Regions from separate parts of the Homo sapiens genome. Here region 2 is linked to region 1. Evidence: chromatin loops called from intact Hi-C (ENCODE). Cell type or tissue: GM12878. All regions are shown on one strand. Each heading gives the region's core, and the rest is flanking DNA. Links, peaks and the distances in the headings are about the cores only. Region 1 overlaps LINC00301 (long intergenic non-protein coding RNA 301). Region 2 has its middle 8.4 kb from the start of MS4A12.

The links. Hi-C counts contacts between places; a loop is a spot of excess contacts. Peaks named below come from ENCODE experiments on the same cell type or tissue, not always from the same donor. Only the 100,000 strongest peaks of a DNase experiment are listed, where the experiment ranks them.
Region 2: it touches region 1 in a loop (3-fold over the local background); 1 of 110 quality-filtered maps calls a loop at or near these places.

Annotation. Positions count from the first base shown.
Region 1 is chr11:60,627,571-60,643,299 of GRCh38, reverse strand. LINC00301 (long intergenic non-protein coding RNA 301) reads right to left here. Exons shown (of 7, transcript NR_026946.1): 3 at 14,892-15,011. The region is part of intron 4 of LOC105369321 (a long non-coding RNA gene); the gene reads left to right. Among named protein-coding and RNA genes, the nearest start is that of LINC00301, 20 kb to the right of the region's middle. RefSeq lists an enhancer at 9,229-9,328. In GM12878, for the core only: CTCF peaks have their summits at 8,932 (motif pointing right) and 9,509; DNase peaks (open chromatin) are centred at 9,379 and 11,239; H3K27ac peaks cover 1,040 bases.
Region 2 is chr11:60,476,560-60,492,288 of GRCh38, reverse strand. No RefSeq gene overlaps it. Among named protein-coding and RNA genes, the nearest start is that of MS4A12, 8.4 kb to the left of the region's middle. RefSeq lists enhancers at 1-525, 526-1,265. In GM12878, for the core only: a CTCF peak has its summit at 6,187; a DNase peak (open chromatin) is centred at 6,188.

The DNA.
Region 1 (15,729 bases), core at 4,949-12,948:
GCATATATCTTTTTGGTGGAATGATTTATTTCCTTTTGGATATATACTCAGTAATGGGATTGCTGAGTTAAATGGTAGTTCTGTTTAAAGTTCTTTGAGCAATCTCCAAACTGCTTTGCACAGTGGCTGAACTAATTTACATTCTCACCAACAGTGTAGAAGTGTTCCCTTTTCTCCTCAACCTCACCAGCATCTGCTGTATTTTTCTTTTAGATAATAGCCTAAAATCGCCAAACTCTTAAAAGCAGAGAGTAGAATAGTAGCTGTCAGTGGCTTGTGGGAGGGATAAATGGGAAGATGATGGTTAAAAGTCACAACATTTTAGTTATGCAAAATAACTAAGCTCTGGAGATCTACTCTATAGCATAGTGCCTGTGGTGAATAAAACTGTATTGTGTGCTTAAAATTGCTAAGGGGATAGCGGTGTGTTAAATGTTAATACCCAAAGAAAAAGTAAAAAGCAATAATAATAAAGGGTGTGGGAAGAACCTTCGGGATGTGATAAATGTGTTTATGGCCTTGATGGTGGTGATAGTTTCATAGGTGTATACCTATCCCCAAACTCACTCAGATCTATGCATTACATATGTATACATTTTTATGTATTAATCATATAAAGTAGCTTAAAATTAAAAAGTGGTTTTAAAAAACCATTTATATTAAATACAAAGGAATGGTTCCTCATGAAGGGAGATATTTGAGAGTAGAGTGTAGAGATAAAGGAAATAAAAATAGGGTAGAGATTTAACAGATCTAATGAGATAATCTCAGTAAAATATTTCATAAAATTCATATTGTGAAAAAACTATGCAGTATCATTATTTGTAGCTAGGACATTAGGCATAAAGAATGCTATAATTTTTTGGAAACTGGACCTTCTAGAAAACTGAAGGCTGAGCTGTTGTTAAAACATTTCGTGTTAACCTAGTGGGCATTAGTTTATGCAGTCTCAACTTTATAAGAATATGGATAATTGAAGTATGCCTTCTCTCTAATGGCAGGTTATGCAAATTTCAAGTGTTCATTCAGGAGAAATTACTCAGAAATAATGTAGTTAGAGTACAGTATGTTTAGAACTATTATTGATCTAGAGAAGACTAGGCTATGGGGCTGCTTATACTTCACGCTAATTTTACTCTTAGTAATGAAATAATGATTTCTTTGAGTCAGCATTTAAAATATTACGCTATCAACCTATGCTTCCTCCTTGCATCCATCTTGCTTATTATGTCTACTTTGGAGAATCTGTCACCACTCCTGGAAGTTTTCTTGGGTGAAATAATTCCTTAACTCAAGACAACCAGATCCAGACTGAGAATGCTCAGTATCTCCAAACAGAAAATGTAACCAGAGTTACGTATTCTATTTTTTTTTTTTTTTTGAGACGGAGTCTCACTCTGTCGCCCAGGCTGGAGTGCAGTGGCCCGATCTCAGCTCACTGCAAGCTCCGCCTCCTGGGTTCACGCCATTCTCCTGCCTCAACCTCCCGAGTAGCTGGGACTACGGGCGCCTGCCACCACGCCCGGCTAATTTTTTGTATTTTTAGTGGAGACGGGGTTTCACCGTGTTAGCCAGGATGGTCTCAATCTCCTGACCTCGTGATCCACTTGCCTCAGCCTCCCAAAGTGTTGGGATTACAGGCGTGAGCCACCGTGCCCCGCCATGTATTCTAATTTTTAATTATAGAACGGGGGAAAGTATATAACAGTATATATATAACTGTTATATACTGTTATATACTGCTTATTATACTGAACTATACACGAATAAATGGTTATAAAGTACTATTACAGGAATCATTTTATCCATAATGAACTGAAACATTTCTGCCTAATAGATAATTTATTCACATAATGATTGAATTTCATTTTCACTTTGCCTATCAGGAAACTTAGTGCAAAAACTGTGTCAATATTGGTAATTCATAGTATTCTAAAACCTATATATCTATGTTATTATTTTCCTCTTGATTTCACAAGGATCATATTCCAAATTGCATATATTGGAATAGTCTAATACATTGGATTGGATCATACAATACTGACAATTTTGTAGATTAAAAATGGTCTGATATCAGCAATTTCAAATGGTTCAACCTAATACAAGGGGTCTTCAAAAAGTTTGTGGGAAATGCATACTATGGAAAAACTACGCACGGATTTCAAAAAATTTTTGCACCAAAATAAACTCACACAAAATTGTTATAACATGTCTTAACAGGATTTAGTTTGAGGCACTTAGAAGGATAAGAAGTCAGTTTGAAAAGAGCCCCTACCAGAGAAACATGAATTCTGCTAAAATTGAAGAAAGAACAAGCATAAAATTGATGTCAAAGCCCGGGTGGAAGACTAATGAATTCATAAACTATTGACGCTTTACAAAAAGTTTATGAGGGGCCAGGTGTGGTGGCTCACACCTGTAATCCCAGCACTTTGGGAGGCCGAGGTGGGTGGATCACTTGAGCCCAGGAATTTGAAACCAGCCTGGGCAATATGATGAAACGGCACCTCTACAAAAAAAATTAGCTAGACCTGGTGGTGTGCACCTATAAGTCCCAGCTACTAAGAAGGCTGATGTGGGAGGATCAGTTGAGGCCAGGAGGTCCAGGCTGCAGTGAGCCATGATCACGCCACTGTGCTTCAGCCTGGGCATCAGAGCAAGACCCTGTCTCAAAAGCAAAACAAAACAAACAAAACAAAACAAAACAAAACACAAGAAAACCAAAAAGTTTATGAAGAGAATGCTCCAGAGAAATAGGCAGTTTACAAATGGAATTTTTTTTAAAGATTTTAAAAGCATCACTTTTATATTTAAATTAAATCAAATTTTAAAATTTCAATAGATTTAGGGGTACAAGTGGTTTTTGTTTATATGACTGAATTACATAGGGGTGATGTTTGGGCTTTTAGCGTACCTATCACTTCAAGAGTGTACATTGTATCCAATAGGTAATTTTTCATCCCTCACTCCCCCTCCACCCTCCCGCTTCTGAGTCTCCAGTGTCCATTATAGACCTTTATATGGCCTTGAGAACCGTAACTTAGCCACATTTATAAGTGGGAACATGTATATTTGGCTTTCTGTTCTCTTTTATTGCTGGTGTATAAATATTCCATGGTGTATATATACATATCTCCCATATTTTCTTTATCCACTCATCAGTTGATGGGCACTTAGGTACATTCCATATCTGTATTAGTCAGGGTTCTCTAGAGGCACAGAACTAATAGGATTATATATATATATATATGAGAGTTTATTAAGTAGTATTAACTCGCATGGTCACAAGGTCCCACAATAGTCTGTCTGCAATCTGAGGAGCAAGGAAGCCAGTTCAAATCCCAAAGATGAAGAACTTGGAGTCTGATGTTCGAGGGCAAGAAGCATCCAGCATGGGAGAAAGATGTAGGTTGGGAGGCTAAGCCAGTCTCTAGCCTTTTCACGTTTTTCTGCCTGCTTTATATCCGAGCTGCGCTGGCTGATTAGATGGTGCCCAGCCCACTGACTCAAATGTTAATCTCCTTTGGCAACACCCTCACAGACACACTGAGGCGCAATACTTTGCATCCTTCTATCCAAAAGAAGTTGACATTCAGTATTAACCATCACAGTATCTTTGCAATTGTGAATTGTGCTGTGATAAACATATAAGTACAGGTAACTTTTTGATATGACTTCTATTCCTTTGGATAGATACCCAGTAGTGGGATTGTTGCATTGAATGGTAGACTTACTTGTAGTTCTTTGAGAAACCTCCATACTGTTTTCCATAGAGGTTATTCTAATTTACGTCCCATCAACAGTGCATAAGCATTTCCATTTAACTGCATCCTCACCAACGTCTATGGGTTTTTGACTTTTCAATAATGGTCATTGTTACTGGGGTAAATTCTGTGAAAAATGACATTGGTTTCTTGATAGGAATTTCATTGAATCTGTACACTTCTTTGAACAGTATGGTCATTTTCACAATATTGGTTCTTCGAATCTACGAGCATGGGATGTTTTTCCATTTGTGTCATCTGTGATTTCTTTTTACCAGTGTTTTGTAATTCTCCTTGTACAGATCCTTCAACTCCTTGGTTAAGTATATTTTTAGGTGTTTTTTTCTATAGTTATTGTAAATGGGATTGAGTTCCTGATTTGATTCTCAGCTTGGTTGTTATTAGTATATAGCAGTGCTACTGATTTGTGTATGTTGATTTTGTAACCTGAGACTTTACTGAATTCATTTATCAAATCTGGGAGTCTTTTGGAGGAGTCTTTAAGGTTTTTAAGGCATAAGGTCATATTACTAGCAAAGATAAATAATTTGACTTCCTCTTTTTCAATTTGGATGCGCCTTATTTTTTTATTTTTCTTTTGCCTGATTGCTCTGGCCAGGACTTTGAGTACTATGTTGAATAGGAGTAGTGAAAGTGGGCATTCTTGTCTTGCTCCAGTTATGAAGGGGAATGCTTTTAATTTTTTCCCATTCAGTATGATGTTGGCTGTGGGTTTGTCACATATAGCTTTTATTATTATTTAATTTTTTTTTTTGAGACAAGGTTTCTCTCCCTTCGCCCAGGCTGGAGTGCAGTGGCGTGCTCTCAGCTCACTGCAGCCTCTGCCTCCTGGGTTCAAGTGATTCTCCTGCCTCAGCCTCCCGAGTAGCTGGGAGCTCAACTCCCGAGTAGCTGGGAGTACAGAAACCTGGCTAATTTTTTATTTTTAGTAAAGATAAAAATTAGCCAGGTTTGGTGGAGGGGGTTTCACCATGTTGGCCACGCTGGTCTCTAACTCTTGACCTCAAGTGATCTGCCTGCCTCAGCCTCCCAAAGTGCTGGGATTACAGGCTTAAGCCACTGCGCCCAACCTCTTTTATTATTTTGAGGTATGTTTCTTCTATGCCTAGTTTGTTGAGGGTTTTTTATCATGAAGAGATGCTGAATTTTATCAAATGCTTTTTCTGTGCCCTTTGAGTCTATCATATAGTTTTTGTTTTAAGTTCTTTTTATGTGGTGAATTACATTTATTGACTTGCATATGTTAAACTATCATTGTGTCCCTGGGATGAAATCCACCTGATCTTGGTGAATTAATTTTTTGGTGTGCTGTTGGATTCAGTTTGCTAGTATTTTGTTGAGGATTTTCACATTTAATTTTATCAGGGATTTAGGTCTGTAGTTTTCCTTTTTTTGTTGTGTCCTTTCCTGGCTTTGGTATCAGGGTGCTACCGGCTTTGTAGAATGAGTAAGAGAGAATTCCCTTTTTCTTAGTTTTTTGGGATATTTTAAGTATGTCAGTTATTTGAAGGTCTGGTAGAATTTGGCTGTGAATCTGTCTTGCCCTGGGCTCTTTTTTTGTTCTTGTTGGGAGATTTTTTAAAATTACCGATTCAATCTCAGTACTTATTATTGGTTTGTTCAGGATTTCTATTTCTTCTTGATTCAAGCTTGGGGATTGCATGTTTCCCAGAAATTGTCAATTTCCTCTAGATTTTCTAGTTTGTGTGCATAGAAATGTTCGTAGAAGTCTTGGATGATCTTCTGTATTTCCGTCTAATCACTTGTAATGTCTCTATTTTCATTTCTGATTGAGCTTATTTGAATCCTCTCTATTCTTTTTTTTTTTTTTTTTTTTGAGGCGGAGTCTTGCTCTGTCCCCCAGGCTGTAGTGCAGTGGCGCGATCTCGGCTCACTGCAAGCTCCGCCTCCCGGGTTCACGCCATTCTCCTGCCTCAGCCTCTCGAGTAGCTGGGACTACAGGCGCCCGCCACCACGCCCGGCTAATTGTTTTTTTTTTTTTTTTTTTTTTGTATTTTTAGTAGAGACGGGGTTTCACCATGTTAGCCAGGATGGTCTCGATCTCCTGACCTCGTGATCCGCCCGTCTTGGCCTCCCAAAGTGCTGGGATTACAGGCGTGAGCCACAGCGCCCGGCCTTCTTTTCTTGGTTAATCTAGATATTTGTCTGTCAATTTTGTTTATCTTTTCAAAGAATCAGCTTTTCATTTCATTGATCCTTTGTATTTTTTTTTTTTTTTAGTTTCAATTTCATTATTCTACTCTGATCTTAGTGATTTCTTTTATTCTAGCTTTGGTTTTGGTTTGCTCTTATTTTTCTAGTTCCTTCAGGCATGTTTCTAGGCTCTCAATTTGTGATCTTTCTGTCTTTTTGATGTAGACATTTAGGACTACAAACTTCCATCTTTTTTTTTTTTTTTTTTTTTTTGAGATGGAGTCTAGCTCTGTTACCCAGGCTGGAGTGCAGTGGCACAATCTCGGCTCACTGCAACCACCACCTCCCCGATTCAAGCGGTTCTTCTGCCTCAGCTTCCTGAGTAGCTGGGACTACAGATGCCCACCACCACGCCCAGCTAACTTTTGTATTCTTAGTAGAGATGGGGTTTCACCATGTTGGCCAGGCTAGTCTTGAACTCCTGACCTCAAATGATTCACCTGCCTTGGCCTCCCGAAATGCTGGGATTACAGGTGTGAGCCACTGTGCCTGGCCCAAACTTCCCTGTTAGCACTACTTTTGTGATATCCTAGAGATTTTGATAACTTGTGCCATTGTTATCAATAATTTCAAAAAATTTTTAAATTTCCATTTTTATTTCATCATTGATCCAAAGCTCATTCAGGTGCAGGTTGTTTAATTTCCATGTATTTGTATGATTTTGAGAGTCATCTTGGAATTGATTTCTAGTTTTATTTTGCTGTGGTCTGAGAAGATATGTAATATAATTTCAACCTTTTAAAAATTATTGAAGCTTTTTTGTGGCCTATCATGTGATGTATCTTGGAAAATATTCCATGTGCTGATGAGAAGAATGTATATTATGCAATTTTTTTTGCTAGAATGTTCTGTAAATGTCTGTTAGGTCCAGTGTTTCTTTGTTGACTTTCTGCCTTGATGATCTGCTTAGTGCTGCCAGTGGACTGTTGAAGTCCCCCACTATTATTATATTGGTGTCTTCTCTTTTCTTAGATCTAGTAGTTTTATGAATCTGGTAACTCTGATATTACGTGCATATATATTTGGTATTTTTATATCGTTGGGTCTATAAGACTCTTTACTAGTCTCTTGAAGGCAGTAGATATTTGGATTGTGTTTTCAAAATCCATTCCACCATTGATATCTTTCAAGTGGGGCATTTATATCATTTACATTCAAAGTTGATATTGATATGTAAGGTACTGTTCCAGTCATCATGTTGATTGTTACCTAGTTGCTTTTATTTTCCATTGTGCTACTGTTTTTTAATCCCTGTGAGTTTTATACTTTTAAGTGTTTTTATACTGGTGCATATGGATATTTCGTTTTGATGTTTAGAACTCTTTTGAGTATTTTTTGCAAGACTGATCTAATGGTGGCAAATTCCCTTAGTGTTTGCTTATCTGGGAAGGACTTCATTTATGAATCAGTTTTGCAAGATACAAAGTTCTTGGCTGACAGTTATTTTGTTTAAGAAGACTAAAGCTAGGACCCCAATTCCTTCTGGATTGTCAGGTTTCTACTGAAAAATCTGCTGTTAGTCTGATAGATTTTTCTTTTTAAGTTATTTGATGCTTTTGTCTCACTATTCTTAGAATTCTTTCTTCATGTTGCCTTTAGGTAGCTTGATGACTATATGCCTTCCTAATGTCCTTTCTGCAATGCATCTTCCAGAAGTTCTTGAGATTTTGAATCTGGATGTCTAAGTCTCTGGCAAGACTAGGGAAGTTTTCCTTAATTATTCTCTCAAAAATAGGTTTCCAAACTTTTTGCTTTTTCTTCTTCTTTCTCAGGAATATCTATGAGTAATATCTATGATTCTTTTTTTTCTTTTTTCTTTCTTTTGAGACAGAGTCTCACCCTGTCACCCAGGCTGGAGTGCAGTGGCATGATCTTGGCTCACTGCAACCTCCACTTCCTGGGTTTAAGTGATTCTTGTGCCTCAGCCTCCCAAGTAGCTGGGTTTATAGGCACATGCCACCATGCCTTGCTAATTTTTGTATATTTTGTAGAGACTGGGTTTTGCCATGTTGCCCAAGCTGGCCTCAAAGTCCTGAGCTCAAGCAATCTGCATGCCTTGGCCTCCCAAAGTGCTGGGATTACAGATGTGAGCCACTGAGCCTGGCCAGGAATATCTATGATTCTTAGGTTTGGACCTTTTGCATAATCCCATATTTTTTGGAAACTTTGTTTATTTATTTTTGTATGATTGAATTAATTCAAAAGCCATGTCTTCAAGCTCTGAAATGATTTTTTTCTGCTTGGTACAGTTTATTGTTAATACTTTCCACTGCATTTTGTAATTCCCTAAATTAGTCTTTCATTTGTAGATGTTCTGTTTTATTTAAAAAAGTATTTATCTCTTTGGAAAATTTTTCATTCTTATCCTGAATTTATTTTTGATTTCTTTTTGTTAGATTTAAAATTTTTCTTGGATCTCATTGAGCAACTTTACAATCAATATTTTGAATTCTTTATCTGGTATTTCAAATATTTCATTTTGGTTTGGATCCACTGCTGAAGAGTTAATATGATCCTTTCAGGGTGTTGCAAGGTTCTGCTTTTCTATATTGCCAGAATTATTTTTCTGGCTTCTTCTCATCTGGATAGACTATTTCTTTTCATTATTTTTGAATTTATTTTTTGATTGGACTAAGTTTTCTTTTTATACCTTGAGGATGTGACAATAATGTACAGTTTATGATGACCTAACTTCAGCTCTGGGTGGTGCTTTCAGTGGCAAAGACACTGTATGAGTTCCTTGGTTATAGAGAATCTTTATATTATAGCTTTCTCAGATGTTGCTCATAGTAGTGATGTACTGGGTGTATGAGCAGGCTTATTGTCTCCTTTGGGGTCAGAATGGCAGAGTTCTCAGGAAACTTATCTTGTTCCCCAGTGGTGTGCATTCCATTTTTTTTTTTTTAAACTGGGTTGAGCAGTTTAGCCTTCAGGCCAGCAGGAGGCACCTGTGGGTAAGAATTGGCTGTGGCTGAAGCAGGTGGGTATATTCAATACCCCATTGGTGAGCAAAAGCCCTATCCCTGATGAGGCAGCTGGGGGAGCTCCTGGTGAAATTCACTGACGCCTTTGCAGTGGGGGGACGGAAACAGCCACTTTATTTCCAGTACCAGGCCAGGAGGAAAGTGATCAAACTCCCTGTCACACCCTTGTCCTAGTACTCTGGATATTCAGATCAGACAGGGACCTCGTCCATCTGCAGAAATGCTGATGTTTCTTGTATAGAGGGAGTGGGACTCCACTCCTCATGCAATCCTGAACCCAGAGGGCACACCTCCTATGGTGATGCTGTCACCTCAGAATGTTCCATAAAAGCCTTCTACAGGTGCACCCTTGCCAAGCTCCCATGGGAGAAGCTCTGGTGGTGTCTTCAGTGGTGGGTGAGAGAGATAAAAAGTCCCTTTATGCAAAATGGTGAGAGGTATGAAAAGTCCCTTTATAAGCACCAGGGCTATTCAACTGCTAGGGCAGAACCAGTCTTCCCCTACTAAGCCCAAGACTGCACCCGTGCCTTTGTTGAAGGAGGTGCAGGTGCTTCCTGCCCACAGTGGGAAGATCTGGGACACAGAAAAGCCCACATTCTAGTTTCTTTTGTTCCCCAGAGTGCTCCCTTGATGTGGTACACTCCTCCTTCCCCCAGGAGTGGCAGTCTTGGAGAGCAAGACTACTGTGAATCCTGATGCTCCTCTGGCTCTAGCCATCACCTCGCGGGTCTGCCGCAATCCAGGCTGATGCTGGGAAATGTCAGCAAGTGATCTGGGGATGTGAAGACACAAGGGTTGAAAGTCCCATAGCAGAACAATGTCCCATAATGATTGCACATCCAGTATGGCACTTGCTTCTATAGCTCAGGTCTAGGGGGAAAGGAAGGAACATGCACAAGCTGGTAGCCCAGTGTAATGCCCTTAAGAAGCCCCCAAATCACAGGCCAATCCAATACTTGGGCTTACAAGTCCAAATAAGCTCTCCTTGAGTTTGGATACCAGCAGGCTGCCACAAGGCCTACAGAGGCTGAAAGCATTCCATTCACTTTCCACAGAATGCTCTGTCTCTTGGGGTTTAAGCTCTACCAGCTTCTTGTTTCTTTCTTTTTTTGTGTATCATAGATTTTTCCAGTGAACTCTCCAAAAAGCTCCAGCACTCTCCCCTTAATACTCCATTTGCGCTGTGATCATCCAAGTGTAATTTTGGTTTTTCCTTCCCAGAATTTGTCACTGATAATCTCTAGTCAGCCATCTGGAGAAGCTCTCGGATGCTTCAGGCTATGGAGTGGTCTGTGAGATGTGCAGTAGCCTGGACTCCACTCTTATGCTCCAGAGGTGATGTTGAGTGGAGCTGGACCAGGCTGACCCATCCTATGGTTTCCCAGTGGCAGGTTCAAGTACCAGCTCTAATGATGGTGGCACGGGAGTGGCTTACACTCTGTAAGATTTCCTTGGTTGTAAATAGCCTTGGCATTGTGGCTTTCTCCATTGTTAGATGTAGTAGTAATGTGTTGGGCATGTGAATGGGCTCAAGGCCTCCTGAGTAGCTTTGGTGGTGCAGTCAATAGTGTTAGCTGAGATCATGCAAAAGCCTTTTTCTTCTTGAGTGCTGTTATTGTGCCATCAGATATTGTAGTGGGCTAGGCCAGTTGACCTCTGGCCAGGATGTGGTGCGTGCAGTAGAGAGCCAGCTGCAGTGGCAGCTGTGGAATTTATGCTTGGTCTATATTACCCAGGGTAAATACTCAGATATCCTAGGCAATGGGTGAGCCCATGGAACTCTCAAAAATTCCTGTCCATGTTCTGCTACCAAAGCGAGTGGAAGGGCAAAGCCAGGTGAGGGTTGGATCAGGCAAGTCAGTGCTCTAGCTCCTCAAGTGTGGGTACAAATGGTGGCCCTGATGGGGGTCAGAGGGCAGCTCCCTGGCCACTGGGACAATGATGCGGGGAGGGGTACAACCACTTTTGCTGCACAAAAGTGTCTGTATGGGGAAAAGGGGTAGCAGGTGGCAGTAAGACCCACCCAACTCCCATGCCTTTGGCACAGTAGGTCTCACATACACAAACTTCTGCTGGCAGAAAGCTGAAACAGCCAGCTGAGTTCCAGACAGTTCATGCTCAGAATGCAAAACTTCCCAACCAAGACAGAAACAGAAGGATGTGGCCTGAAAGCCACATCCTTCCCAATATGACCTGCAAAACAGGGGCGCCTAATTTTGGACCTGTAGCAAGAGCATGCTTTCTTCTTGCCTCTTGGTTCTGGCCTTGAGATTATTGAGATTACATCTCATTCTTACTTGAGATGAGATCACACATCTCAGTTTGGAGCTTCTCTCAACCTATGACCACTGCCTGAGTTAGCTGGCAAGTTTCTGAAAGATTCCCTGTGAGTTAGGATCAGGAATGCCTTCTTTCTGTCCCCACTGACATCTGGGAGTTCATGCAAAGCACATCCTGATGCCATTCCTTTTCATATACTCCCCACTACTCACCAAATTAGCTCCAGCTCCTGGTAGGGTCAAGTCACTCCCTCATGGCCTGGATTGCACAGCTCCCAAGTGGGAATTTGTATCATGGAGACAGTCTGTCTCCCTTTCATGTTCTCAAGACTCATAGTTTTCCAACGGACTCATAGTGCAAGTTGCTGTCTGCCACTCCTTTCAAGGTATTCAAAGTTTGTTTCAGTGTTTCTGTTGAGTTCCTGTGCTCCTTCTTGGATAAAAGTTCATAGCATGAATCTACACACTATATTGCTCTTATCAAGTGGGTGCAATGTGCTAACAAAGACTCCAATCTATCATTTTGAAAAACAAACAAAAAATAGATAACTTGTTTTAAGAAGTGATGAGACGATGTTGAAGATGAAACATGCAGACCATCCACATCAATTAACAAGAAAAAAAAGTTCATCTTGTTCATGCCCTAATTGAAGAGGACCCATGATTAACAGTTGGAACAATAGCCAGCACCATAGATATCTCAATTGGTTCTGCTTACACAATTCTGGCTGAAAAATTAAAGTTGAGCAAACTTTCCGCTTGATAGGTCCCCAAACTGTTGTGCCTAGATCAGCTGCATACAAAAGAAGAACTTTCAATAAAAATTTTAAACAAGAGGAATCAAGATCCTGAAGCATTTCTTGGAATAATTTTAATAGGGGGTGAAACATGGCTTTTCCAGTATGATCCTGAAGACAATGCACAGTCAAAGTAATGGCTACCAAGAGGTGGAAGTGGTCCAGTCATAGCAAGTTTGAATCAGTCAAAACCAAATATTATGGTAACAGTTCTTTGGTATGCTCAAGGCATTTTGCTTGTTGACTTTCTGGAGGGCCAAGGAACAGTAACACCTGCTTATTATAAGAGTGTTTTGAGAAAGTTAGCTAAAGTTTTAGCAGAAAAATGCTTGGGAAGGTTTCACCAGAGAGCCCTTCTCCACCACAACAATGCTTCTGCTCGTTCCTCTCGGCAAACAAGGGCAATTTTGTGAGAACTTGGATGGGGAATCATTAGGCATCCACCTCGCAGTCCTGATTTGGCTCCCTTGGATTTATTTTGTTTTCTAATCTTAAAAAATCTTTAAAGGACACCCATTTCTCTTCAGTTAATAATGTAAGAAAATGCTTTACCGACATGGTTAAAATACCAGGACCCTCAGTCCTTTAGAGATGGACTAAATGGCTGGTATTGCTTACAGAAGTGTCTTGACCTTGGTGGATCTTATGTTGAGAAATAAAGTTCATATTTTTCATCTTTTAACTCCATTTTCCACAAACTTTTTGAAGTCTCCTCACATATATCACTATACTATATACTTATAACAATTTATGCTAATAAACATTTTTAAAGTATTTACTCATTTTAGATATATTTTAATTATATTACTACAGGTATTCGTTAAGCTCTTTCAAATCCTATGTGAAATGAAATAGAATATTAAAAAGTAAGTAATTTATAATTAATTATATATTTATCTTTGGTCAATAATTATACAAATACATTTATTATAAAATAAATGTAGCTGTGTGCTTGTGGAGAAAGAAGAGAAATTGAACCTGTTGTTAGCAAGAGAAGCTGCTAGCCATTTCACTGTCTTGAAAGATTTAGAAAGTTACTTGGGCAGATATTTTCTGATTCTTTCCTGAACACTTGAGTGGTTTCTTCAGAAGAATAGTTGTGGAATGCCTGAGAAAGCCTGCTCATCCTGGTAGCTTTTGGTAAACAAAGATTCTTGTTGGCAATAATATAGGCAAGTTTTCACAGATGCCAAGAGCCTCCTGGGAGGAAAGGAACTGATATCCTGTAATTTCCAAATTGGTCTGCCGTAAGGAAAGGCCTCAGAGCTTGCTGTGTCTGACCCCTCAGCCAGAATAGCATATTTACTAATCCTCGGACTTCTTGCATTTGGGAATGAATCTGTTAGGTACAAACAATGCTAGCAACTGAGATTGTAGAGTATGAGTTCTAGTATGGCATATTTCAGTATTGGTGTTGAAGAAAAACTTAGGAACTGAAATAAAAAAAACTCATATAGAGGTTTTTTTCATACTCTATTTTCCCCTATAGGGCTTTAGTTCTTATTTGACCTCTATAATAGCTTTAGGTATGGAAAGCCATCATACTTCAACCTCCTTGTCATTAAATTTGCTTGATAGGGTTCTGCCCATGATGTGTGACAAAATAAACTTCCAGGGAGTAGGACAGGCTGACCTTTGAACATACTGTGATGTCTTAGGCCTTTGCTCTATATCTTTTGTGTTTGTGCATATGAGTGATATCCTCCAAGACCTACCAGCTAGTTACTCAATCAAGTATTTAAAGTGTTCTTATTTACTCCTATAGCCTATAAAAACAAAACTTCCAGATATGTACTGAGCTGTCACATCAATAAAGCATAAGCAGGATTTGAAATAGAGATATGTACGCTTGATAGGTCTCAGAATTCTTAAGACTTTCCTTCTGCATAAGGCATGCAATACACCTGGTGGCATAAAATATTAAGGGTAGTCCTAAAATGACCAAAATGCCAATAATGCTTATGAGTGTAAAAATTCTGAACTGCAGATATCTGTCCTAACTATCCTGTCATTTTTAAAATTTGAAAAAAGTGGGACTTCCTTTCTTTGTCCTAATTCCATCAGGTCTTTGACATCCTGAAGTGTTAGTGTATCGTCTCCCCCGTTCCGGTATATATAGGTTTCTAACTTTAAGCAACTAGGAATCCCATGCACATTTAGCCAATGACCATATGTTCATCTTTTTTTTCCATTTCAATTTTCATATCCATAATATTTACCTTAAAATCAAATGGTTAGTGCCATGTGAAAAAAAGGTGAATTTACAGCATATTCAGGGGACTTGGGACTTAACCTGCCTATTGCATACAGAGAATTTCTGATTACTGATTTTCAGGAGTATTTTGCTGGGAATACTTTCAGAGAGGATAGTAAAATAAAAAGTATTTACATTCACTCAATAAACACTTATTAGATATCTATTAAGTTCTGGGCCCTGCGAATAAGGATTGGGGAGACACAGATAACTAGAATGTATCTAGTACATTGTGTCAGTGAGCCTGCCAACTTCCAATATATCCTTATTTTGAAGAGATATCTATATTTATTTAAGGTTTTTGTATCTTTACCATCATCCTTCATCTGAATCTCAATAATCTACATTTTAGTTATTTTATTTTATGTAACACCATTTGATTTCTTGAGGTTTGTTTTGGTCCCAGTTTTAAAGGTCTGTTCAGTGGTTTGGATCCTTACTTGTGGTCATGCCAAATGTGAATTGTTAATTTTGATCACCTCTGCATTTGTCCAACACCAAAATAGGCTCTGCTCATTTACAAACAAATTTAAAGTGTAAGTTTCTGTGAAAAAAACATTGTAAAACCTTGTACTTACATGTGGCCACTGAATAGTTTCATCTTTCGTTAAAAAGAGTATAATTTCACATGCAATTAGAAGTATACCAATTATTGCAAGGCCGAAACTGTTTAAATTCATCCATATGGCATACATCAACTGGAATAGATACAAAATGTCAACTAGTTATATGTGGAACAAACAAGCTGACATGAAGTTATTAGTTTGCATTACTGATAAACATGTTAAAGCTGAGGATTTGTTATAACTTCTGATTTTTTTCTGAATCAGCGTTTACTCTAAGGGTTCCCAACCTCCAAATGTGTCAGGATTCCAATAATACACATGGTTTTCTGATACTGCATGCAGATATTTCATTTCCTCATTAAATATAAAATTCTTATGGGCACTGTGTTGAGGCAAAAAAGAAAGTGCTACATTCTAATGGGAGAGAAAAACTAGCAACAGTAAATGTGAAGAGAATGCAATATATACTGACATCATGAATAAACCCAATGTTCTCTGCAGGGGCAGATTAAAATGAAGCTAAAGGCACTTGTGTCTGAGCTTCTCAAATGCACAGGTCTTTTCCAAGGCCCCAGGAGAAGCCATGCCTACCATCTTAAAATAGTGAGTTTTGGCTCTTCCTTTCCAATATTTATATTTCTGACTTTTTTTGGTCTTATTTCATTAACCAGGATGTCAAATTTGTATACTGAGTAGTAACAATGAAAGTGTTCATTCTTGTCTTGTGCCTTGTTTTAATAGGAATGCTTCTAAAGTTGCATTATCAAGTATGATATTTGCTGTAAATTTTTAATAAATATTTTTGTCATCAAAAGGACATTCCTAGATATTCCTAATAGCTTTTTACCAT
Region 2 (15,729 bases), core at 1,888-9,887, 150 kb after region 1:
GAGGACCCTGCGGCCTTCCGCAGTGTTTTTGTCCCTGGGTACTTGAGATTAGGGAGTGGTGATGACTCTTAACGAGCATGCTGCCTTCAAGCATCTGTTTAACAAAGCACATCTTGCACCGCCCTTAATCCATTGAACCCTGAGTGGACACAGCACATGTTTCAGAGAGCACAGGGTTGGGGGTAAGGTCATAGATCAACAGCATCCCAAGGCAGAAGAATTTTTCTTAGTACAGAACAAAATGAAATCTCCCATGTCTACTTCTTTCTACACAGACACAGCAACAATCTGATTTCTCTATCTTTTCCCCACCTTTCCCCCTTTTCTATTCCACAAAACCGCCATCGTCATCATGGCCCGTTCTCAATGAGCTGTTGGGTACACCTCCCAGACGGGGTGATGGCCAGGCAGAGGGGCTCCTCACTTCCCAGAAGGGGCGGCTGGGCGGAGGCGCCCCCCACCTCCCTCCCGGAGGGGGCGGCTGGCCGGGCGGGGGCTGACCCCCCCACCTCCCTCCCGGACGGGGCGGCTCGCTGGGCGGGGACTGGCCCCCCACCTTCCTCCTGGACGGGGTGGCTGCCAGGCGGAGACGCTCCTCACTTCTCAGACGGGGCGGCTGCTGGGCGGAGGGGCTCCTCACTTCTCAGACAGGGCGGCTGCTGGGCGGAGGGGCTCCTCACTTCTCAGACTGGGCGGCCGGGCAGAGACACTCCTCACCTCCCAGACGGGGTCGCCACTGGGCAGAGGCGCTCCTCACATCCTTGACGGGGTGGCAGGGCAGAGGCGCTCCCCACATCTCAGACGATGGGCGGCTGGGCAGAGACGCTCCTCACTTCTTGGACGGGATGGTGGCCGGGAAGAGGCGCTCCTCACTTCCCAGACTGGGCAGCCAGGCAGAGGGGCTCCTCAAATCCCAGACAATGGGCGGCCAGGCAGAGACGCTCCTCACTTCCCAGACGGGGTGGCGGCCGGGCAGAGGCTGTAATCTCGGCACTTTGGGAGGCCAAGGCAGGCGGCTGGGAGGTGGAGGTTGTAGCTAGCTGAGATCACGCCACTGCACTCCAGCCTGGGCAACATTGAGCACTGAGTGAACGAGACTCCGTATACAATCCCGGCACCTCGGGAGGCTGAGGCTGGTGGATCACTCGCGGTTAGGAGCCGGAGACCAAACCGGCCAACACAGCGAAACCCCATCTCCACCAAAAAAATACGAAAACCAGTCAGGCGTGGCGACTCGGCAGGCTGAGTCAGGAGAATCAGGCAGGGAGGTTGCAGTGAGCCGAGATGGTGGCAGTACAGTCCAGCTTCGGCTCGGCATCAGAGGGAAACCGTGGAAAGAGAGGGAGAGGGAGACCATGGGGAGGGGGAGAGGGAGGGAGAGGGAGAGGGAGAGGGAGAGGGAGAGGGACAGGGAGAGGGACAGGGAGAGGGAGAGGGAGAGCCATACTGCATTTTAATGCCTTTTAAATTAGGTGGACAAAATTGGAAAATGCAGATAATAAAAAAAGGAGAGAAAAAGCACTCAATCTCACCACGCAGACATAATTAATGATAGTATTTGCATTTTGATTTGTAAACTTTTGTGTGCGCATGTATGTATTTTACATAGTAAAATCAAGTTAGGATCATAATGTATATATACTTCATAACCTGCTTTTAAGCTTAATGTCCTATAAATATCTTTTCATGTCGATAAACATATTTATTGTAGTTCTTTTTTTTTTTTTTTTTTGAGATGGAGTCTTGCTCTGTCACCCAGGCTGGAGTGCAGTGGCGCGATCTCGGCTCACTGCAAGCTCTGCCTCCCGGGTTCACACCATTCTCCTGCCTCAGCCTCCGGAGTGGCTGGGACTACAGGCGCCCGCCACCATGCCCGGCTAATATTTTGTATTTTTAGTAGAGACGGGGTTTCACCATGTTAGCCAGGACGGTCTCGATCTCCTGACCTTGTGATATGCCCGCCTAGGCCCCCCAAAGTGCTGGATTACAGGTGTGAGCCACCGCACCTGGCCTATTTATTGTAATTCTTAATAGTGGCGTGCTGTTTTATTTTTTGGAAGTGTCCTGTCACATTCCAGTTATTTATTTTAGGTTGTATCTCAGGTACAAATGAGTACCTTGAGACCAGAGATCCTTGGGGCAGGGGCTGATATCTATCCCCACCTCCAACTCCATGTATGGCACAGTGTCTCACACATGTTAAGGCTCATTAAATATACATTAAAAGAGTTGGTGGCATGAGTGCAGATTCTTTTTTCTTTTTTTGTGTATTATTGAGAGTTTTCTTTCTCTTGTGGGTTTACATTTTTATATATTTTTCTAAAATAGAAAAAAGATGCTGAAGATTTATTAATGTTATGAGCTTAAGAAAATGACAATTTCAGGCAATAATATTGCTGAAAGGCTTGAAGGTATTTAAAGGAAAATGAAGTAAGCATTGTTTTTGAAAGCCCACAGAATCATGATTACTGTCTGGAAAGGTATAACATGATCAACCTTATTCATGTTATCCAGGCAGCAGGAAGAGAAAGTTGAAAATAAATAATGTCAGGCTGGGCACAGTGGCTCACGCCTGTAATCCCAGCACTTTGGGAGGCTGAGGTGGGTGGATCACTTGAGATCAGGAGTTTGAGAGCAGCCTGGCCAACATGGTGAAACCCCATCTCTACTAACATACAAAAATTAGCTGAGTGTGGTGGCACACGCCTGTAATCCCAGCTACTTGGGAGGCTGCAGCAGGAGAATCACTTGAACCTGGGAGGCGGAGGTTGGAGTGAGCCGAGATTGCGCCACTGCACTCCAGCCTGGGTGACACAGCGAGACTCCCTCTCAAAAAAATAAAATAAAATAAAAAATAAAAAAAGAAAAAAGAAATAGTGTCTTTTAAACCTAGAATCCCCTTCCTTCTCCTGTTGGCCTTTCAGACCCATCTCCATGCAGCAAATCTTGGTAAGACTTCTGCACTGTTCTCTCCTGTAATCATGTGGTTAGTGCCATTAACAGTGTGATTCTTCTATGTTGTGTTCTGATTTGTGATTTCTTCAAACATGCTCTAACTTCTAAGGGCAGGAGTTATAGTACCATTTCATAATCTCTTTTGTATCCCTAGCTTAGGAACATGCTCGTAAAGCTGAATGCTTTACAGTCTGTGGAGAAAGGCCATTTTTTCCATTAAAATTTTCAATTTATTGTGGACCAACACATTTGTAAAATATAATAAAAATAAACAACTAGGAAAATAAGATAGACAATAATTCAAGCCCAGAGTTTTCATTAGAATCTGTAGGCATAAAATTGTTTTAATAAATGTCATCTCAACATGGGAAAACAGAAAAGAATTACAAATCTGACAACGATCCACAACTATTATAATCACTATTACACATAGCTTTTGGCTCTTCCAAAACTGTAGCTAAACAAAAATTACAAAGGAAATACTGATTTCCTGCATTAAAAGTCTATAATACACACTTGGAATAAACATTGTGTACATCACTCTTTAAATTTCCACTATTTAAATAAACTTGCTTCTTGCTTATTAATTTGTTTAACTCGGATTGATGGCAGTGCTACTTGCAGAGGATAATGCATTTTTAAACTGTTTCTATGTTTTGTTTTAACAATACCCCTAATAGAGAAATCAGTCTCACAGAGGTATGTTGACAGGAACAGAATAAATTTTGGAATAATTTCAGAAACACATAATTTTTGTTTGTTTGTGTTTTTGAGACAGAGTCTCGCTTTGTCACCTAAGCTGGAGTGCAGTGGCATGATCTCAGCTCACTGCAACCTCTGCCTCCTGGGTTCAAGGGATTCTCATACCTCAGCCTCCTGAGTAGCTGGAATCACAGGTGTGTGCCACCACGCCCAGTTACTTTTTGTATTTTTAGTAGAGATGGGGTTTCACCATGTTGGCCAGGCTGGTCTCGAACTTCTGACCTCAAGTGATCCACCCACCTCGGCCTCCCAAAGTGCTGGGATTACAGGTGTGAGCCACAGCTCCCGGCTGGAAACCCAGAATATTTATTTAAAATTCTTATATATAACAAAACAAGTGATATCATATTTTCAAAGTACATATTCAGTCCATCGGTAGTCACTGCTAACAATTTATCCTGTCTATAATTTTTTTCCTTTTGATCAAAAAATGGATTTTGAGATAATGCGATATATTTTTTTCTGTGTCTGGCTGATTTCACCTATTGATCCATTTGTCTGTTCTTTCACCAATACCACACTGTCTTCATTACTGTAGCTTTACTGTAAGTCTTGAAGTTGGATAGTGTCAGTCCTCTAACTTGGTTCTTCTCTTTTGATATCATTTTTGCTAAAAAATTTCAAATATACAGATATAGAGAACAAAATGTTGGTTAGCAGGAGTGGCTGGGGGAGGAAATGGGAGATGTAGATGAGAGGATACAAAGTAGCAGATATGTAGGATGAACAAGTCTAGAGATCTAAGGTACACTATGAGGATGGTAAGTAATAAAATTGTAATGTATATGGAATTCGTGCAAAATGAATAGATTTTGCTTCTCTTGCCACAAAAACAAAAACGAAAAAACAGGTAACTGAGATGATGGATTTGTTAATTTGCTTCACTACAGAGGCTTTTTGCTGTCTATATGTATCTCATAACATCAAATTGTATATTTAAATATATACAATAAAATTTATTTATGAAAAAGAAAAATGCATTCTAGAAAGATTAATTTTCCATTTTTGGACCTCTTCTGAATTTTATATTCCATCAAAAAAATATAAAATTCATACGGTGATTGGTAATAACTTATTGCAGATGTGGAATATCAAAATCATCAACCACTTTCTTGCTAGTTGTTAAATGCTCTTTTTCTAAGCTTCTAATGTTTGTTTTTGCCCTTTAATCTTACCTGCAGTTTTTCTTTGCATAGAGTTATTATAATCATTAAATTATGAAAGATATCACACAAATAAGTGGTTCTGTTCATAGGCACATCTTTGACAAGTTGAGATCAAACAGGCTTCTTGTCTTGATGAAACGCAAACAGTTCACTACCTATTTCAAATGTTTTCAGCAGAGCTTTTCCAATGGAATAATCGGTTATAAAGAATGTTTAAATTTTCTCAATTTTTCAATATATTTTATTGAGTTAGAGTTGACAAACCAACCTTAGCATATTACGTGTTGCAATGTGGTCCTATAGAGCATGACCAATATGAAGCTCATACCACATACAACTTGTTGTATAAGCTGCATGCATGATGGTCTATACCCTGTTCAATGAGACGGAAGTCACTACTTGCTACTACATACTCCTCTCCATACTTGGTCTCAGCCAAAAGGCCGAGAAGCGATGCAAGCTTTATTCTCATTTTCTGTATTTATATTTTCATGAAATGGCAAGGAAGGAAGGAAGGAAGAAAGAAAGAAAGTAGTCTAGCATTGGTCTGTGGTCAACGGTTTGGGTAACACCAACCTGTCAACCATTATGACTCCATGTTTGCCAGACAGGCTCTATCTGGCAGCTAGAGGTACAGGGAGTCAGGTCTAGTCTTCTGGGAAGGGGAATGGTGAGAGCTAGGTCACTCAGGCTGAAAGGGTCAGTGAAAGAACCGAGGCCCAGTGGTATAAACAGGGTCAGAATAAAGATAAGAAGAGGAGAGTTAGCATGCTTAGGGCTCCTGGAAAATGTATAGAAATAAATTCTAAACCTCAGTCACTGGTGGGTAGAGAATGGTAGTACATTCAATATCAGGTTAGGATTGATTTAGACATAATATCATGTGCCATTTAATGGGTACTGTTTGGCTTTGCATAAACCTTTATTTAATTCTTCCAACAATGCCATAATAGATTTAACTGCCATTTTACACACAGGAAACTAAGTCGTAGCATGGTGAGCAATATGATTAAGGTCATGTAGTTAGAAAGTGGTAGAGAGTCTGTCCAGGTGTGTCTGAGTCCAAACTCTTTACTTTTTCTACTAAAGCAGGGCACCTTCAGCGACTGGGAGCCTGACTGAGTCGCTAGGTAAACTTGAGCCAATCAGGGAGAGTGAAGTGAGACAGAGGCAGAGTGCACTCATGAATTAATGACTGGCTGGGGCTTCCACAGCATGGCTTTTCAAAAGGCTTGAAACTCACATGTGTGCAGTATCTGAGCCTCAGTAGTGGCCTCAAGCGGCAAGTGTGGTACGGTACAGAGGAGCGATGGTGACATGATGGTGACAGATTTCACCACCAGGTGTCCTTCATGGTTAATCTTTGCTTAAAAAAAAATTCTTGTTTTGAACAGTTATTCTTTTATTCTCCTTTTTCTGATATAACTAGACGTTGACTCAGAACCTTGGAAAGGCAAGGAGACATATCTCTCTGCTTCTCTCCTAACACTGTGCAACCTCAGAAAATGACAAGTGGTTGGAAATCTTACAACAATACTTATACAGTATGCCCATTTGGGTCAAGTATTTTGAATCTAGAGAAAGTATTTATCTACTAAAGACCTTGAATTTCACTAGTTAGGGATTAATTGGTTCTGTGACTGGTTTAAATTAGAAAGCGATAAAAGAATAGAGCACATTTTGAAATTCACCAAATACTTACTGTAGGCACTATTCTAGGCTCTAATAAGTGAATATGGTAGAAAATGCTTATCACATTCCTAGCTTCTGTATCCTTTAGGTACTCTGCTTAGTACTATTCTATCTGCAAGTTTCAATTGGGTGTACAAGCCAGGTTTCCTAGAAATAGACTCCTATCATCAGAGCCTTCCAAGTTCATGGATGGTCCAAAGATCTGGCATAAATTTAGGGTGGAAGGGTAAAGCCTACAGACATTGGTAGATTCTTATATCTTGTTCATGCTAGGGTTTAGGATGTCTCTAAAATATTGATGTCTTTAATTTCACAGATAAGAATCCATTTCTAGTAATGCTATGTCATAAGCCACTCATATTTTTAAAAATTGGACATGTGTTATTCTAATTAGAAAAGGGTCTGATATCAATACCACTGATTGCCTCTGAAGAATGGAATTTGTGATTAGAGTGCCAGTTAATCATCACCATTCCTAATTAAAGTGGAAGCAACATAGGTTTCTAGGCCGGGCGCGGTGGCTCACGCCTGTAATCCCAGCACTTTGGGAGGCCGAGGCGGGTGGATCATGAGGTCAGGAGATCGAGACCATCCTGGCTAACAAGGTGAAACCCCGTCTCTATTAAAAATACAAAAAATTAGCTGGGCGCGGTGGCGGGCGCCTGTAATCCCAGCTACTCGGGAGGCTGAGGCAGGAGAATGGCGTGAACCCGGGAAGCGGAGCTTGCAGTGAGCCGAGATTGCGCCACTGCAGTCCGCAGTCCGGCCTGGGCGACAGAGCGAGACTCCGTCTCAAAAAAAAAAAAAAAAAAAAAAAAAAACATAGGTTTCTATTATAGCTTAATGCAACTAAAAAGCAATCAATACTACACCATCTACACTGAAGTATGTGAACTACAGATATTGTAACACTAGTCCTTACCCTCAGATGTTCAGATTCAATGGACCTCAAACAGGATCCAGAATTCTGCTTTTTAATATTCATGACCAATTGAAGGAAGGCCTCCCTCTGTGTTTTGAGAATCACTGGATTATTCTGGTAGAAGAACTATAGGAGGCTAGAAGAAAATGAAAGGTTGTAGCTAAGCCAACTATATACCCATTCAACGGACTACTCAAAAACAAAAAGTAATAAACTATTGATACAGGAACTGAAGGATCTCAAGGGCGTTGTGTTAAGTGAAAAAAAGCCGACCTGAAAAGATTACATTCTCTATGATTCCATCTATAGAATATTCTTAAGATGACAGAGTATATGATGATGAACAGACCAGTGGTTGCCAGGGACTAGGGATGGGGTAGGACTGTAAAGGGGTGACACAAGGGAGTTTCTTTTTGGTGATGGAAATGATCTATACTCTCAAGTGTTTGGCGGATGGTGGAACTGTTCTAAAATCCAATTATGGTAGTGGTTACAAAAATCTCTACATTTGATGAATAAACTGTATATACACACACAAAGCATAGTGAGTGCATTTAAAAACTAGTGACATTCAAATAAGCTCTGAGGTTCAGTTAGTGGTGTTATACAAATGTCAGTTTCCTGGTTTAGGCAGTTATACTATGATTATATACAATGTGCACACGAGGGAAGCTGGCAGAAGTGTACCTAGGAGCTCCTTGTAGTATTTCAGCAACTTGCATGTAAATGTAACATTATTTCAAAATCAAAAGTAAAAAAAAATCAACAATAACAAGCCTATGTTGAAGTTGCCAAGGTAGTAAGGATTAAAGATAGGTCTAAAAAGACAAACGGGGAAGGTAAAACCCATGGAGGTTAAGAATATGATAGGATCTAATACAGAACAGATGCCTGTTCTCTCTCTTCCTGTTTGTGATCTCGGGCAAATTAGTTAACCTCTCTGTGCTTTAGTCAACTTGTCTTTGAATTTGAGAAATAACAGTATCTATGCCAAAGGGTTATTATGAAGCTGAAGTGAGATATGTGTACGGAATACTTTTATTAATGTTTGATACGTAGGGAGGACTCCAAAACATGTCATTGTTTTGTTGCAATATGGAGAAAGAATCATCAAGACTTAGGTTAAAGTAAATGTGGGGACCAGAGGCAAGTGAAGGATCCTGGAGGAGAGGACAGAATCGTCACAGGTACACTTGGTGCAGGTAGCTGTTTGGAGAAGGAGAGTTGCCTTTTGTGTGGAATACAGAAATGGGGCTCACCTGTTGGCTTTTGGGGACAAGGTATTAGCAAAATATAGAAAAGAGAATTAACTAAAAATAGTGAATTGCACTACCTCCTCCTTCTCAAAACATCCGAGCCAACAGGATAAAAGCTGAAGTGCTTAGAGCTGATTTCTGGAATACTGCCAAATGAAAAATTGTATATATTTATGGTGTACAACATGCTGTTTTGATATATGTACACCTTGTGGAATGATTAAATCCAGCTAATTAACACATCCATCACCACACATACTTATCATTTGAAGGAAAGTAAAGTTGTGTAGAAGATAAGGCACATATTTACTTTTGTTCTAACTTGAGTGCTTTACAGAGGTAGTGCTGCTAATGGAAATTGTGTTGATGATTTCACTAAGTTCTTAAAGAACAAAGTCTAACATAGTTATTCAAAGAAAATTGAATGAGCAGGGACTGGGGATGCTGAGGTGAGTAAAAAATGGTTATTACCTTCAAGAAGCTTATATCCTAATGACAAGAGTCAGACCCAGTGAAATACACAGTTATTATGAAATCCACTCAGGCCATGAGAGAAGAATTTACAGTGGTTGGTGAGGAAAGGCTTTGCAGAAGAGGTCATCCTTGAACCTGCCTTTGAGCAAGTCTTTCTCTGAGTTGGGAGGGTCTGTGGGGTCTCTGGGGCTAAGAAGCAATCTTTGGTTTAAAAGTAGCAGCATGATAATTTAATTTTGTCCAATACGGGGGCTAATTGTGTTCTTGTCATACTCACTCATAGACTCTTCCTCAGATCTGGAAATTCCCATGCATTGGAAAGGGTGAGAGTCCTGGTCCCTTATTTAATGGTCACCTTTTATAGTATCCCCTGGAGTTGAGAGGATAGGGTGAAGAAATGGAGTTCCTCCATCCTCATATTAGGGAACAGAGGGGAGGGTGTTTGGGGAACGCAGGACTGGCCAGCCCTGATCTCTATCATCAGATGCACACCCTGTTCACTTCCTCTTCCTGTCATGAGTTTCTGCTTTCTGGAGTAAAACGTGAAGGAGGTACAGTCTGGGCCTAGCCTCTTGGGGGCCAAGTTTGCTCCTCCCTGATCCTTCTATGATTTTACTGGATACCTCCAAACACACCTTAGCTTTTGCATTATTAATGAAAGGTCCTGTTGGTGGGTACTGTCATAAAATGTTTTTGTTTTTCAGAAAAGCAAAGTGAAAGATCTGTAAAAAACGATGTTTGCCAAGTGTTGGAAGGTAGAATATTTCAGAATGAAGCACCATCATCTAAGTGTGAAGAACGTAGAGCTAAACAAAGATGCTGCCTCTTAGAGATGTTCTATTCCAGGCCTCTGCTTTCCATCTGAGAGTGAATATTCAAATCTAAACTATTTTATTAATATTATTCTTTAAATATCTCTGCCAGAATTTCCATCAAAAGTCAGTCATATATCTGAGTAGTTCATTGAATCTATCACATAATTGTTGTTAAGATGTGCCATTATTTTATGCAACACCAAGAAAGAAAATTCAGCCACTTAACCTATGATACTGTAAGATCTCAAAGATGTTAAACAGTGGAAAAAAGTAAAGAGTTAATGTAATATGTTATGTCTTTAGATGGAAGATAGAGAGATTTTCCTTTTTAGTCCTAAGACAGTAGGAGAAATAATGAATATTTTATAATTAGGCTGAAGTTTGAATTCCAGTTCCTCTATTGTGTGACCTTGGGAAGTGATGTTTCTTTAAACTCTATTTCTTCCTCTGTAAAATAGGATTATACCCACCTTCGTTGGGTTGAGGTGAGGAATAAATGATTTACTGGATGTAATGCTTCTACCCTAATCCCTGTCCCATGGTGTACATTTAAAAGAAAATTAGTTTTCCTTCTCCTTATTTTAAACCAATGTAATTCTCTTAATAATTTAAGTCAAGTTCCTCCTGTTTCAGTCCTCTAAAGCATAGGCATAGTTCTAAATTAAGATGCCTCATAAGGAGGAGTCTTAGTTATAGTAGAGCATTGCTCTTTCTCACCATCTCTGTCTCCTTACTTTGTCCTCCTTTATTTCTTGCTGGTTAAAATGTAGACTTCAATGATTAATTCCCTGTATTGCTTTGCACATAGACACACACATTCCTTGCTTATCGAATAGTCATACATGAACAACAAAAGGAGCAACTCTCATTTTCGCCTATTATGCAAAGTGCCTTCTTCCTAGATAATGCTATAGAATGTTGTTAAATATTGCCTCTCCAATTTCTCTAAGATTTTAGTCATACCCTCTTTAATTCATTGGATCTCTTCTGTCACCAACTGCCTTGTTTATTAAATTATCTCCTCAAAAGGATTCTTTTAATTCATTTCTTCAGTTTGAAACTTTTGTGCATCAAAGGATACTATAAATAAAATGCAAATACAATCCACAGAAGGGGAGAAATATTTGCAAATCATATATCTGATAAGGGTTTAGTATTTAGAATACAGAAAGAAAGCTTACACCTCAACAATCAGAAGATAATCCAATTAAAATTTGGCAAAGGATTTGCATATATATTTCTCCAAAGAAAATACACATATGGCCAATCAGTATGTGCATGACAGGCATCTGAAAAGATATTCAATATCATTAGACTCTAGCGAAATGCAGATCACCACAATGAGATACTGCTTCACATTCACAAAGACGGCTATCATCAAAAAGAAAGTAACAAGTGTTGGTGAGGATTTAGAGAATTACAGCCCTCATAATTTGCTGGTGGGGACGTAAAATGGTGTGGTTGCTTTGAAAAGTTGTTTTGCAATTCCTCAAAAAGCTAAATATAAAGTTACCATATGACCTAGCAAGTCGACTACTAGGTATATACCCAAGAGAACTGAAAATATATGCTCGCACAGAAACTTATATACAAATGTTCATAGCCATAATAACCAAACAGTGGGAACAACTCAAATGTCTATTAACTGATGAATGGATACAGAAAATGTGGTATATGCATACACTGAAACATTATTCATTCATCAGAAAGAATGAAGTACATGCCACGAAATGGATGAACCTTGAAAACATCATGTTAAGTGCAAAAATCCAGATAGAAAAGGCCATATATGTGCGTTACTCCATTCATATGAAATGTCCAGAATAGACAAATTCATAGAAATGGAAAGTAGATTAGTGGTTGCCAGAGACTGGGGGAAGGAGAAAACGGGGAGTGACTGCTAATGAGTCTAGGTTTCATTTAGGGGTGGTGAAAATATTCTAGAATTATATAGTGGTGATGGTTGTACAACTTCCTAATATATTTAAAAACAAAGGGGTAATTTTTCAAATTTTATGAATACCTAATAGTTGTACATGTTTATGGCATATATGTGATATTTTAGTACAAGCATACAATGTGTAATGATTAAATCTGGGTAATTAGGATATCCATCATCTTAAATATTTATAATTTCTTTATTTTGGGAATGTTCCAAATCTACTCTTCCAGCTATTTTGTAATATACAGTAAATTATTAGCTCTAGTCACCCTATTGAACACTAGCACTTATTTCTTCTATATAACTATATTTTTGTACCCACTGACCAGCTCCTCTTTATCCCTCCCTCCTCACTACCCTTCCCAGGCTCTGTTAACCACCATTCTATTCACTATCTCCATGAGATCATTTTTTTAGCACCCTCATATTGGTGAGAACATGTGACATTTGTCTTTCTATGTATGGCTTATTCCGTTTACCATAATGTCCTCCAGTTCCATCCATATTGTAGCAAATGGCATGATTTCATTAATTTTTATGGTGGAATAATATTCCTATATATATTATATATATCCCATTTTCTTTATCCATCCATCTGTTCATGGACACTTGAGTTGATACTATATCTTGGTTACTGTGAATAGTGCTGCAATAAACATGACAGTGCAGGTCTCTTTTCAATACTCTGATTTCCTTTCTTTTGGATATATACCTAGCAGTCAGATTGCTGGATTAAAGCTTTTGACAACAAAGAAAATAATCAATAAAATAAAATAAAATAAAGAGACCTACAGCATGGGAGAAAGTATTTGCAAACCATTCAACTGACAGAGGATTAATTAACAGAAATGTATACGGAACTCAAACAACTCAATACAAAAAAAATCTGATTTAAAATGGGCAAAATAGACATTTCTCAAAAGAAGGCATACAAATGGCAACAGGTATATGAAAAAATGTTCAACATCACTAGTCATGAGAGAAATGCAAATCAAAACTGCAATGAGATATCATCTCACCCCAGTTAAAATAGCTGTTATCAAAGAAAGAAACTAAATGCTGGAGGGGATGTGGAGAGCAGGAAACACTTGCTCACTGTTGGTGGGAATGTAAATGGGTACAGCCACCATGGAAAACAGTATGGGAGCTTCTTCAAAAACCTCCTTAAAAAATTAAAAGAGTAAATTTTATGGTGTGTGAAACAAATCTCAATACAAATAATTTTACAAGATAACCAGTGATATAAGTCAGCCCAGAAGAGCTAAATAATGGTATAATGTCCTGGTGCATAGGAGAAAATAATTGCTCAATAATATAGCACAGGTGGGAGCTCAATAAAATTGGAGTATTAGAAGAAAACCTCATGGAATAGGAAGGATTTGAGATGAATCTTAGAGAATAGGTAGAACTTAGTAAGAGAGAAAAAAGAGAAGACTATTCCACGTAGGGGAACAATATCTAAACAGGAGGAAAACAGAAACATTCTATTTGTGTTCAGGAGCAATAATTGAATAACCAGGCTGGACTGTGGCTAAATTAGGGTGTAATGAGAAGGCAGTAGAGAAAAGTTAAAACAATACTATGCAGGATCTTATATGTCCATGGCATCTGGACTTTAATTGGTAAGCACTGGAGAATCATTCAAGATGTCTAAGTAGGGATGTAACAATTCCAATTAATCGTTTATAAAATAAGTGAAACAGCAGGAGCAAATGAGAAACTAGGCCTAAAGTGAAGACTAGAAAGAAGAGGAGAGTTGGATTTTAGAGACATTTTAGAGTAGACAAAACTTAAAGTACATGAGGAACTTCATTAGATAAAAAGAGTGAAAAAGGAATAAATCAAATACATCTCTCAGCTGTGAGTGTGGATGATGGGGGAGGATGTGAAGGGAGAGAGACAGGAAGCTAAAAAGGAGGTGCATGGGAATTAGACCGCGGGCTCAGACTGGACCAGCTCTATAGTTTTACATTGCAGATAGGAGATCATTATGAAATAATTTGCAAATACCCGGACATGCAGGCTTGGAAATCAGATGAGTAAACAGGATTGAAAATGCAATTACATGAATTAGTTACCTAAAATTGATAGACTGAGTTATGGGAATGGATGAGAGTTTTTGGGGGAAGGTAACACTTTGTAAGGAATGTGCACATTTGGTTGTCAGAAAAAATGCAACTAGTGAAGATGAAATTGTGTATGTCTAAGAAAGTAGGAGAGAGAGTTAAGAGTGTCCCATCTTGGAAGCTAAGGAAGGGCATGTGTCTCAAAAGGCAAGGAAGCAAAAGGGCAGTGTTGTTAAATCTCACAGAATGAGAATTGAGTAGAATCCACTGGATTCAACAATTAAGAAGTCATTGGCAGCATTTGGGGAAACAATTCTAGAAAAGTATTAGAGAGAATAGACAGACTGTAATTCACTGAAAAATGAACGCGATATGAAAACATTCAAACCTGAAAGCAGACTCTGCTTTTGAGTTGTTTGGTTGTGAAGGACAGGAGAGAGAGAATTCAATGGTTTGCACGAGCATCTAGGCAAGCAATTACCTCAGAATGGTGGAAGGTCTAGAGCCTACAGACACAGCTAGATAAAAGGGCTACATTCAGTCAGCAAATTCAACAAATTCAGCTTTCCATGTGCTTGGTACTAAGTGCTGTGTATATAGGAGTAAACAACATAGACAAGAATTCCTGCCTTTGTGAAGTGTAGAGAATTTAGATGAATTAGTCTCCATCTCACTAGTGAGTAGTCAAGAGGATGGTGCAGGTGTAATTTAGACACTTCTATTCACTTAGAGCTAAAGTTCAGTCATATCACTTATAATAACTCATTGACAATTGGGTGTTGTAAAATTTTCTTCAAAGCAATTCTTGCTCATCTTTGATGGAAACAACCACAACAGCCAATACAGTAGCAACAAATCTCTGAGGTGCAGCATCAATGACAAGAACGATACTGCTCCATGAACCAGGTGAGATCAAGGAAACGAGAAGTCCCCAGCCCTAAAGCATCAGAAAGCTCTCATTGCGTAAATAGCTCTGGCACCATTTTTCATCAGCTTCTGCAGTAACAGATTTGCCCAGAGATGTATCCACAACTTTCTGTACTTTTATCTTTATAGGAAATGAAACTTGTTGAAGTTACGCTTTTGCGTTTTGCAGGAAACAGCTGCAGTAAATCAGAATTGATGACAGGAACAATGCATCACGAGATGACAGAAAACTTTATTAAGACATTGAATGCAACACACAATTTTTCTTCTTTTAAATTTGAATTAGGTGCTTGTCAAAAAAAAAAAAAAAAAGCTAAGATCCATCTAGGATATACTATTTTGCAGGCCTTTTGTTTGCCAGTGTGGAACTGCAAGAGATTCTCTTAAAGACTTTTTCTTTCCTGAGTTCTCTTGAAAATGTTTAATTAGCAAAGCTCTGAGAAAGACAAATTCAAAAAAAGGCTCTCATTGAACAGGACAAAATGGAGTAGAGTTCAGCAGAATTGAGTTTTCCGCAGGCGTTTAGCATTCTAACCTAGGATGCATGCTATTTTTAAAATCACTAGTTTTCACGGCAGCTGTACTGATAAAAGAAAAACTTCAGCCAAATTAAATTTAAAGGCGTTTAATTGAGCAATGAATGATGCGCGAATCGGGCAGCCCCTCCTCTAGCCAGAGGCTCAGAGACTCCAGCACAGTCACGTGGTGGAAGAAGATTTATGAACAGAAAAGGAAAAGTGATGTACAGAAAA